Linked DNA regions of Mus musculus: region 1 is linked to region 2. Evidence: chromatin loops called from intact Hi-C (ENCODE). Cell type or tissue: heart. All regions are shown on one strand. Links, peaks and the distances in the headings refer to the core of each region. The heading gives the core; the rest is flanking DNA.

Region 1 (5,794 bases), core at 1,534-4,033, 47 kb after region 2:
CTTTTATGTCATATGTATGAGGAGAATTCATGCATTTTTATACATGGCTCTGGGGCCTTCAAGGATCAAATCAAATCTCCAGTTTCTCATTAAACATCTCCTCTTGGGTAACACACACACACACACACACACACACACACACACACACGAGTGAGGCTGACAAAATCTTAATGTTTGCCCCCCCCAGTCCAACTTGATCCATCTCTGGTCTTCACGTTGATGAACGACATCACCTCCTCCAATAACACAGAAATGAATTCAAGCCTCCAGGAAGAGCAAAGCTCTCTTTCTGAAACAGATTTCAGACCTGCCTTTCCTGTCTCTACATAGTAACCATGAGGCAAGCTGCCATAGCTTGTTTGTAAGCAAAACAACTGCCATGTCCACCCATGGGGCCCTGCTCAAATCAACATCCGCACAGCATCCTGAGATCTTTCGAAATTTCCACCCGTATCCCCCACTTCACACTAGATTAAAGCCCATTATAGAAAATGCTTTTTTACATGACAGGTGAGTAAAACAAGGGCCTACAAACTAAGAGATTTGTGCAAGAGATTACGTGGACAAGTCAGCAGCAAAGGTGACACAGACCGGCTCCCCTTTCACCTCAGTCCCATCCAACTGTGTTCAAATCCCCAAGGCCTCCCCGGCCAGTTAGATTGCTATACTTTGTTCAATGATAATAGCTCCTTGTATCGATTCAGTTTGGCTTGACAGTGAAACAGCACAGAAGCCCAGGACTGAAGTTATTTAATCAGCATTATCAGACCACGAGTCCCTCTAGCACCAGCTCTGAGTGCTTAATACAGAAGATAATAAAATGCAATCTGCAAGATCCATTTATATTTTCATCATGTCATCGGAAAACCAGAAGGCGCTGTTTATAGCCACAGATTGACAGCACCTCAAAAAAAAAATCTAATTAAGAATACAGCTGATGCTGAAAAGTACCCTGGGAGCACTCAGTCTCCCGATCGAAGCATTGTATGATCTGGATGCAGAAAATGGGTCAGTGCAGACACGTGTGCGTGGGTTCAGCTGACTGTGTTTGCACATTTTCAAGCTGTCCCGTACAGACAGGGTGACAGAAGCTGCAGAGAAAGACAGACAACACACACAAGGAGTTCCACCAAAGCTGAAAGCCTTAGTGACAGATTGGCGAGAAAGAAGAGTCCAGAAAGAAACGGGCCAGGAGGGTGCTGTGAGCTAAGTGTGTTGTTTCCTGTGAGTTCATGATGCCACGGTTATTTCTACCTGGGTATTGTGTTGTTTCTTCAATAAACATTGCAGTTCTGGGCTAAATCTGGCAAAACTGTTACAGTGAAGCAGAAAGTCACCGAATTAGGCAGATCTGGGTTTGAAGCTCCCGAGCAGTGAGCAGGGGGCTTCACTCCTCCAAACCTGCTTCATGGTCTTTAAGAAGGTGCTTGTAGGAGCCGTTTTTCTTGGTTGTGGGAGGTCAGGAAGTAGAGTAGATACTGTCTGGTGAAGCATTTCATGCTTCTGAAACGGGGAAAATGCTATTTCTCTCATGGTTTTGTTTCTCAGAATTCACAGCTAAAAGAAAGGAATTCTACAACCAGAGTATCTAAAAGCCATGGGACTTCCATTTGTATTCAGAAATGCAACTCTACCCTGGGAAAGATGGATGCTGGGCACAATATCAGGCTGTTATTGAAGCCAATGAGAGAGTCTCTAAGCATATTGACAGGACTAAAGGAGACAGCCGTGCAAACCCTGCCCCCCCCAAAAAAATGTTTATAAGAAAACCAGACTTCTAAAAGAAAAAAAAAGTCTTTGTCATGAAGGAAAAAGGAAAGACTGATATTCCTAAATAAGAGACCCAAAAGCATCAGCATCATGGCAATGTGTAATATATATGTCTTTGTAAGATAATGATTTAAAAAAAAAAAACCCTTGGGTGAGATCCAGGGCACACCTGGGATATCCTGCATATAATGGTCACTTAGGATATCACCCCTGTTCAGCCCTGGAGTGATAATGGTTGCCTGGGAGGATGCTCTTCTTCAGGTGTGTGCAGAGGGACTTAGAGGAAACGGGTAGCTGACTCCCGCACTTTCTTTGGAAACTGTTGAAAAAAATACTAAGAATGTATATGTATGTGTATGAACTAAATACAGAAAATGCCAAGAGTCACTGAAACCTGATGGAGGGCACATGTGTGTCCTGGATCCTGCCTCATGGAATTCTTTCCTACTTCCCTCTGTTCTTCCTTTCTCTTTCTGCTTCCTTCCCTCCCTTCTGAACCCTTTCTTTCTCCTCCCCCCACCTTTCTTGTCTCTCCCTCCTCCCTTTCTTTCCCCTCCTTCCGTCCCTTCCACATGTTTTAAAATGTTGATAATAAAATGTTGTTTGGGTTCTAGGGCTGAAATGTACTTTAGCAGCCCAGAGCAAGTGTTCATCAACAGCCCATCTGGGGCCTTCCTGTTCCTCTCTAGGAGTGTTTTTCCTATTTGAGGACAGGCATTTGCCAGCTCATCATCAGTCACCAGAGGTCTGTCAACTCACCCACTCTTTCACTCACAACCCAGAACCGGGCCAGCCAGCCATGGACATGACGCTAACATTGATGATGAAGAGGAAGAAGGGGTCAGTGCCTTGACTTCCTGATGCTGGGCAAAGAGCTAGACTGGAGGCTCTGCCAAGTACACACAGTCCTGTAGCCACGGTAGAGCTGTCTGAAGAAGTGATCGATTTCACTATTTCATATTCTAATAATGGAATGATTTTTTAGCTAAGGACCCAAAGTGACCACAAAACCTCTGGACATCACCAATGTGCCGCATGGAAAATGGCATCCAAGCCAAACTAGAAATTCACCCAAACAAGTTATTAGATTACCAAATGAAAATAGAGCACGGTGGGATACTCAGAATAACAACAGAGTAACGTAATCAGCTCTTTTAATTTCAGAATTAGGGACAGCACCAGAAGTGACCAGCTGAAAATGAGTAAGGCCAGGGAGACAGCACAGCAGAGGAGGTACAACAAGCGTGAGGGGCTGGCTTTGCTCCCCAGCACTCCTGCGTGTACAGCCAGGCATGGGGGCACGTGCCCATATCTCAGTGCTGAAGAGACAAGACAGGGGGCTCCCTGGAGCTCACCAGCTAACTAGCCTAACTTAATCACTGAGTCCCAGGTCCCAGTGAGAGACTGTCTCAGAAAACAAAGTACCTCTGGTCTCCACAGATGGGAACTTGTTCACATACACACACACACACACACACACACACACACACACACACACACACACACACACATTCATAAACACAATGAGGAGATTGGTTTTGAGAAAAGAGGGGGGGGGAAATCACAGAAGATTCTTTCTAGGGTACAAAGATTCTATTTCTTGATTTGACGTAGTCATTACAAGGCTACGGACATTAAATCATTAACCAAGCTGTGTGTTTGGGTTTCGTCTTTTGTTTTTGGGGTTTTTATTGGTGATTTTTCTACACTGTGTATTCGTTTGTTTTGTGTGATAACAATGAAATTCATGAGGCAGAACAGGACGTGAAGGAAACTGGTTTATTTTGGCTCTGAGGGGCTGAATCTGCTGTTGCCCTTCCTGTTGGCAGAGCCCTGAGGTAACGCAGGGTGACAAGCCACATTCAACCACAGTATCAACCACTGTTGGTGGCTGTGATCCACCCAAGCCTACCGGACAGTGTATTTTAAAATGAACATCTAAATGCTGGGAAAAGATACTATTGTACTATTTAGCTTGTGAAATAAACGAATCACACTGTTTTGTTTTGTTTTGTTTTGTTTGTTTTGTTTGGAGAGTCTGTCATTTGTACTCCAAGTAGGCATTTAAGTTAGTGTAAACATAGAGCCCCTTAATCTAATATTCTATTACTTGTTTGTTTGTTTGTTTGTTTGTTTGTTTGTATCATACAATTGCCTACTAACACCTAGTCAGCATTGGGAAAGAAAACCACAAAGTCAAGAAAATGGGGCTCTACTCACAGTACCGTTCCTGTGTACATACATATCACAGACTTGTCTGAGCCCACTGCCACCTCTGCCTCTTGCCTTGAAATGACAGCAATAGCCAACAGTATCTTCTACTCGGCTAACTCTCCAGCTCCATAGCACCACACGCTGTGGTCACAACTCCACTGGCTGGTTATACAGAAGAAACCAGAGACAAAGGCATCCAGGGCCAGAGGAGGAGATAAATGAGGCTAATTAGCTTCACTCACCTTTGCCTACCCATGCAAACTCTTTTGAAAGTCCTGCTTTCCTATTGCTTACTAAACCGTTGTGTGGGCCCATGGGGGTCTGTTCATGGAGAGATCTTTCTTCAGATATTCCCTAAGTACTCAGTGGGTCATCAAGAGCCCCGATGCAAGTGTTATCATTATCCCCGCTGCAGGCTGAAGAAGCTGAACTGTAGACCATTAAACAATTTATCCAATCTCTTAGAGCTAGCAGGTGGCAGAGGATAACAGGCAGAGAGCTCTGACTCCTGACCGATGCTCCCAGCTATTAGGCAATGCTGCTAAGTTATAAATGAAAACCTGACTCTCTGCCATCTATGTCAACATTTTCCAACTCACAACGCCTTTTCCTCTAAGTGGGGAGTAAGAAAAATAAACCCTTAAATTCAGAAAACTTCTAAAACATATGGGCATGTATCTTGAATTTCCTCAATACCATAATGATAAAATAATAAAAGACTTTGTGATGCTGCTAGATTTTTATCTCTGCCTTTTGAAAAATCACAACAGGTATCCAGTAATCCATCTTAAATAATCCTATATACAGCTTGACCTCCTGTGTAATGAGAAAGAAAGAAGTAAGCATTTATGGAGGGTACAGACAAAGACAAGGAAGGCAAGATGCTTCACTTACAGCCAGTACTGTTTACAAAACAAGTCATCTCCTCATCTTCCAATGGTTCTGCTATTATTGGTCAAGACAGGGTTTCTCTGTGTAGCTCTGGCTGTCCTAGAACTCGATCTGTAGATCAGGTTGTTCTCAAACTCAGACATCTGCCTGCCTCTGCCTCCCGAGTGCTGGGATCAAAGGTGTACGACACCACCCAGCATTTCACTGATTCTTTAATGCATTAGTATAGGAAAGCTATTCTCATGGTTGCTTTGTGATGAAGATGCCAGGTGGAAATCCAAATCTGTTGAACCATCATCCATCATGGGGTCTCACTGAACCAGCAGTGAAGTGTCTGCCACCCAGTAAAGCAGCGTCCATCTTGGCTTCCATGAAGCAGAGTGACTTTAGTTCCATCACTAAACTTGGCTCCCCTTACCTCCATGTCTAAATAATGTGCATGCATGCCAAGGAGAAAGAAGGCTCATCTCAAGTCACAAAGAAGTGTTTGACCATGATGTAGCATTATGCCACGCCAGTGAAACTAAAGAAGACACAAGCAGACCGTGCTTAATGAACCCAACTGGTGAGGTCTATGTTTAACTGACAAATACTAGAACAGCCGTTCTCAACATGTGGTTCATAACCTCGTTGGCAAACCTCTATCTCCAAAAATATTTACATTGTGATTCATAACCATAGCAAAGTTACAGTTATGTAGTAACAATGTCAATAATTTTATGATTGGGGGTCACCACAATGTGAAGAACTGTAATAAAGGGTCACAGCATTGGGAAGGTTGGGAATTGTTGTGCTAAGACCTTGCACTCTTACCCCACTGTACATTTTGCTAGAGGATAAAATTTTCTTAAAGAGTTAAAGGGTAAAATGTCTCAAAGGCCTTTTAGTTACAGTTATGGGATCTTAAGGGGCACTTGGC
Region 2 (5,794 bases), core at 1,237-3,736:
TGAGACAAACCAGCTGCAGTGTCCCGGGCCAGTTATCACCTTCTGAGCCTCAGTTTCCCCATTTATAAAACGATAGTGTTGTTAAACAGGTAGAGGGCCCCTAATCCTGCAACCATGAAAATAAACACAAGCTTAAGAAATAAGAAGCACTGCTATGATTTACTGGAAACATACCATCCGCCATCATCTTAGGCATTTAATGTGTGTCAGCTTGCTTGGTCCCACAATGCTGAGATGAGATTTATCAGCTTTTATTTTATAGACGAGGAAACTATCACAAGCTCTCCGTGAATCCCCGTGAACATAAAAGATCATCATATCCATTCAGTGTTTTGAATTTAAATGGTGGCATTCAATCTCTGTGCCTGGAATTGAGGTGACATCTGAGAATGGAATCCAGCCCTGTTGGATGACTAATGTGTTTACAGTCTCTGCTGGTGTAATTCTGAGATACCAGTATTTATGGTTATAGTCGCTCTCGCTACTGCAGAATCCATTTTCCACCTGTTGTTTTTTATTAAAACTCCATAAAGGCCATGAAATATTTCTTTGTACAGATTCTAAAAACAGGGTCCTGAAATATGTGAACTGAAATTCTGTGTGTGGATTTACTGTTTGGAATTTTCAGGTGCCATAAAACACAGTGTTTATGACCAATCTATCACTTATAAAAAGTTTATTAGATTGATAGGCCGGCGGACTCTGGTATCCTGCCATTTATTGACACCAATACATCCTATGGTAGGCTGGCGTTTAGCACTTATTAATAACTCCTGTGTTTCCACTCTTTCCTTGCTTTGCACCCTCCTTAATCATTATCAAATTTATTGTCATTTACCCTACTTTTTAAATAAAATAATTTAGAGAGAGTTTTTAAAAAAAAATATACAGAAGAGTTGCAAAAGGAAAAATAGGTTCAGTACAGCTAAGATCTCACATCTCAGTGCCTAGGATCACCATGGCAACTGGGGAAGAGATTCTGGCCGAGTGCTGGAAACTAGAATCTGGGTTTCAACTCTTTGATACCATCTAGGATAGCACATTACACTTTCAGCAAGTCAGGACTTACCTTGTTTCTGAAACTTGCTTTAAAAAAAAAAATGACCTTGGCAGTCGTGAAGAACACTGTCAGGAATCTTGTAGACTGTTTTTCTACTTGACTTTGCTATTTTTTCCCTCATGCTTAGCTATGTGAGGAGGACCATTAAAGTTAAGTCCTATTTTTACAACATTGTATCCCTCACCCTGCTTTTGTTTTCTTCTTCTTCTTCTTCTTCTTCTTCTTCTTCTTCTTCTTCTTCTTCTTCTTCTTCTTCTTCTTCTTCTTCTTCTTCTTCTTCTTCTTCTCTTCTTCTTCTTCTTCTTCTTCTTCTTCTTCTTCTTCTTCTTCTTCTTCTTCTTCTTCTTCTCCTCCTCCTCCTCCTCCTCCTCCTCCTCCTCCTCCTCCTCCTCCTCCTCCTCCTCCTCCTCCTCTTCTTCTTCTTCTTCTTCTTCTTCTTCTTCTTCTTCTTCTTCTTCTTCTTCTTCTTCTTCTTCTTCTTCTTCTTCTTCTTTCTTCTCCTTCTCCTTCTCTTCTCCTTCTCCTCCTCCTCCTCCTCCTCCTCCTCCTCCTCTTCCTCCTTCTTTTAACTTTATATGGGGGCTGGGGAAGACTGACTATACTTTCCAGGCTGGTCTTGAACTCCTAGCCTCAAGTGACCCTCCTGCCTCCTCTCCTTGGGTAACTAGGACTACAGGGTTGTGCTGCTATGCCTGTTAGTCATCACAGTTTTAAAAACTATATTTAAGTCGAACAAAAGACTTAAGGCAGTGGTTCTCAACCTGTGGGTTGAAACCCTCTAGGGGTCAAACAACCTTTCTACAGGGGTCACATATCAGATATCCTGCATATCAGATATTTACATTACAATCCATAACAGTAGCAAAGTTATAGTTTTATAGTTCTGAAGAAGCAACAAAAATAATGTTACGGTTTAGGGGTCACCACAGCAGGAGGAAGTGTATCAGAGTCACAGCAGTAGGAAGGCTGAGAACCACTGCTTTAAGGTAGGCAAAATTGAACTCTGGAAGAACAAGTTAAATATCAAGGCCTTTACTTGGTTATTGCATATTATACATTGTTGAGAGGGCGAAAATGAGAGAAATTAATGTTCCATTTTTAGATCAATGTAGAACCAAGCTTCTAGCAGGAAGCCACTTAATGATCAGATAGGTGTCTAACAATTCTTTTGAAACGCCGGCCAAGACAAACTTCCTATGAAAACAGTCTCAGAGGAAGACGCACTGGAAGGGCAATGCTATCCCAGCCAAGCATGGTCTACTGCTCGTGCCTTCAAGTGGTTTGGGACGTGTTTTTGTTCTTGTTAAACTGTAGAAACCCCATGAACTTGAGTGGAAAGTCATGTATAAGAATTAGTTCCACAGAAATTTCGTTATGCAAGCCATGACTATGAAAAACAGGTAAGACAAAGACCAAAACATGTGTCCCTGTTCTTGTATGTTTTCCCTCACAGATCATACTTGAAGCTTTTATTCCCAAAGGGGAAGAGCAAGGAAGTGATGTAATGTCACAGGCTGCTGAACTCTGCCCAGGGAACGATAAGGGAAAACAACTGAGCTCTTTCTTCAAAGAAAGATTTGGGTCCACCCCCACCCCAGAAACAGGAAGAAGAAAAAAACCTAAGGGAAGATTTAAAAAAAACTTACAGAACTTTTATATGTAACTCCTGTCTTTGTGGGGACACAAAAACGATCATGGAAACATGTTAGGAAAATAATCTATAGTGCACAGAAAGACTATCAGACGTCAGGTAGTGACTCCAGTCACTTAATACATATGAGTAAGAATCTAGGTGCTTGGCTGCTTATCCACTGTTATGGGTTAAATTGTATCCTCCATCAGGTCCCCCTAACCAACTCCTTGTAACTCAGAATGTGACAGTATTTGACTTTAAAGAGGTCATTACGCCATAGGAAATCCTCTGCTTGGACCCTAAGCCAAGCTGCGATGGTGTCCTCCTAAAAAGTGGAAATGCTGACACAGACAAGCATGTAAAAAAGTACAAAAGGATGGCCATTCAGAAGAAACCAGGCCTCATCCCAGCTTGGATCTTGGACACTCATGGCCCTTCAGAATTGTGGGAAAATGCATTTCTATTGCTCAAGCTACCCATCGTGTCATCGTGGTAGAAGAAACCAACACACTTGCCTTCCACTAACAGTAAAAGTCATGGGATAGCAGCCCTTAGAGCATCAGCCAGGTGGGTACTACCTAACAAGCTGTCAACCAGTTAGGTGAAGGACTTTCAAAGTCTCCATCTGGCATGCTTTCAAAGCTAAGTCCAACACTTCATGACTTCTCCAGTGGCTTCAAGTCCCTTTTGTCTCTCTCTCTCTCTCCTTTTTCTTGTGTCCCTTCAGGACTTGTCAAGCAAAGCTAAGTCCAACACTTCATGACTTCTCCAGTGGCTTCAAGTCCCTTTTGTCTCTCTCTCTCCTTTTTCTTGTGTCCCTTCAGGACTTGTCAAGCGCACCCAAGGATTAAAAACTACAATCAGAGGGAGGGATTCAAATTTTGTGGTTATAGGAAAGGAAATTAATTTGGTTTTTGTGCACACTTTAGCATGAAGATTTAATGTCAGAATTTTTCATTCACTAACAGAGTCAAACTTTTCTCATGTTCCCCCTCCAGGTTTCAATCTAACATGTCCTTTACCCTGCCAGACATCTGCACATGACTGTCTCTTAGAGACAGCCAAGTCGGTGTGTCCAAAACAGAATTGATATTTGTTCTTGGAGGCCACTTCTCATCCCCTGTTCCCATGATTCCTATTAAGAACATTAGCATGCTCCAAGTTTCTCAGGTCCCAAACATAAATGTCATCTTCCTAGCATTATTTATTGTGTTTTTACCAAGTCCAACATGTACATATTTTTAACATCTGAAATAAAGTTGCGTCTTTCCATTGCTGGTGCCTTACCATTGTGTCATAATTGAGTTGGCAGGTGGCTTTTATTAGCTAGACCCTTACGAATGCTATGTCTCATAAAATGATGGCTTACTGTGTTTGGAGACAAATTCTGTCTTCCCATGTCTGTTCCCCTTGGCCCTTCATCTAGGCTTAGGTGTGTATCAACTCTCATCGGGATTTCTCGTCTCCTAATCAACTGATGCTTGGTTTCTTCCCATAGCTGGCTTCCTACACTTGTAAGTACTTAAATCTGAACTGTCTCCCTAGAGTTCATGTGTTCAAAGCTTGGTCCCTAGCGAAGTAGTACTAAGAGGTGAAACCTGGGAGGTGATTAGATCATGAGAATACTACCTTATACTTTGATGAAGTCATCACCGAATAGGTTATTAAGAGGTGAGGCCGAGAAGAGGAGGAGACAGGTTACTATAGACATGCCATTAACGGAAATGTTTTCACCAGTCTTTTCTCTGACTGTTTGCTTCTTTGCTGCCATGAAGATAGGTGTCTCTTCTGCCACACACTCCGGCTTCTGTAACTCTGCCCCCATCAAGCCCCAAGTAATGGAGCCATCCAACCTTGGGCTGAAGTCTATGAAACTGAACCACAATAAAACCTTTTTCCCTGTAGGTTTTTTGTCTCTGATATTTATTCACAGTGATGGAAAGCTAGAGAGCCCCACATAGATGCAGAGTTATCTGTAGCACAGAAGTCCTTTGCTTTCAGTAGGTCCAACTCCACCAAGATGGGATTTCTGGTCTCAATGTGCTCCTTCTGGTTCATTCCAAAACAATGAAGTCCAAAAAAATGACTTTTCTCAGAGACCCTTAGCTCCAGATAAGTCATATGGGAACACTGGTTGCTCTCAGATAGCATCTAAGCTCTTCTGGCTTGACCTTATACACTCCCAACAAGAAGATCTTTTCTACAACTCTGATGTGTCTTGTGTTCATAGGAGCGCTGGTCACACCTCACCTTTCCAAAGCAGATCTTAATCTCAAGTCACCTTCCTTGGTCATCCTCGCATATTAGACTTCATTAGCTCTCTGTAGCTTCCTCACTGTTAGACTTGTTTCTTTGCCTCCTGGGAGGACGACCTCTAAAACTTACGGGTTATGACTTATAGCAAAAGCAGATTTGTTCTTGGAAGACAAGAGAGAACAAACCATCTCTTCTTGGTGCAATGTGAACCACCTCTCCCCCCTCCCCCATGCCAAGGAAATAGTACCAAAAAACAAAACAAGGGACTAAGTTGGATCTCATACAAGAAGCTGTGCCAGAAAACTGTAATCTTTAAAGTGCTATGACACTATGGTCATGTCTCTTGAGGTAAATATTATTTGGGGATTTTTCTACCCCACCTTAGATCATTTAGTTCCCAAATAAAAGACGCAAAACCTTTATATTTGCAATAAGCCTTAAAGCATTTGAGCTGGGCAGATATCAACCCTCTATAATATTTTGTCTATTTCTCTGTCAATATTTCCAAGATATCACTTGCCATGTTACACCTGGGCTGATCCTACTCTAACTGGCTGGCCCTTGTGGCCTGGTGCTCACAATCCACCTACTCCATGGTGCCTTCTTCGTCCTCCTCTTCTCTCCCTGTGGTCTCTTTCTCTCCCCTCTACCTGTGACTCCCCAACCAGGTATCTGAAAATCCACCTACCTCCATTCCCTCCAGTAATTGGCTGTCATCATTTTTCTTTTTAACCAATAGTTTTAAATTAAGGAGCAAGGTTTGCACAAGAGCTGGTATACTTGAGAATTCACTCATAGCATACATAGCCACAAATCAAACCTCAGTACATGTCTCCAGAAGAATA

The links. A loop is a pair of places that touch in the nucleus more often than their neighbours do. Peaks named below come from ENCODE experiments on the same cell type or tissue, not always from the same donor. Only the 100,000 strongest peaks of a DNase experiment are listed, where the experiment ranks them.
Region 1: it touches region 2 in a loop (1.9-fold over the local background); 3 of 42 quality-filtered maps call a loop at or near these places.

Annotation. Positions count from the first base shown.
Region 1 is chr5:66,846,124-66,851,917 of GRCm38, reverse strand. The region is part of intron 1 of Limch1 (LIM and calponin homology domains 1); the gene reads right to left. Among named protein-coding and RNA genes, the nearest start is that of Gm52776, 45 kb to the left of the region's middle. In heart, for the core only: no CTCF peak of the experiment used is centred there; DNase peaks (open chromatin) are centred at 2,567 and 3,597.
Region 2 is chr5:66,892,397-66,898,190 of GRCm38, reverse strand. The region is part of intron 3 of Limch1 (LIM and calponin homology domains 1); the gene reads right to left. Gm52776 (a long non-coding RNA gene) reads left to right here and starts at 3,980. Exons shown (of 3, transcript XR_003955744.1): 1 at 3,980-4,207. It also overlaps the pseudogene Gm6517. In heart, for the core only: no CTCF peak of the experiment used is centred there; a DNase peak (open chromatin) is centred at 2,260; H3K27ac peaks cover 369 bases.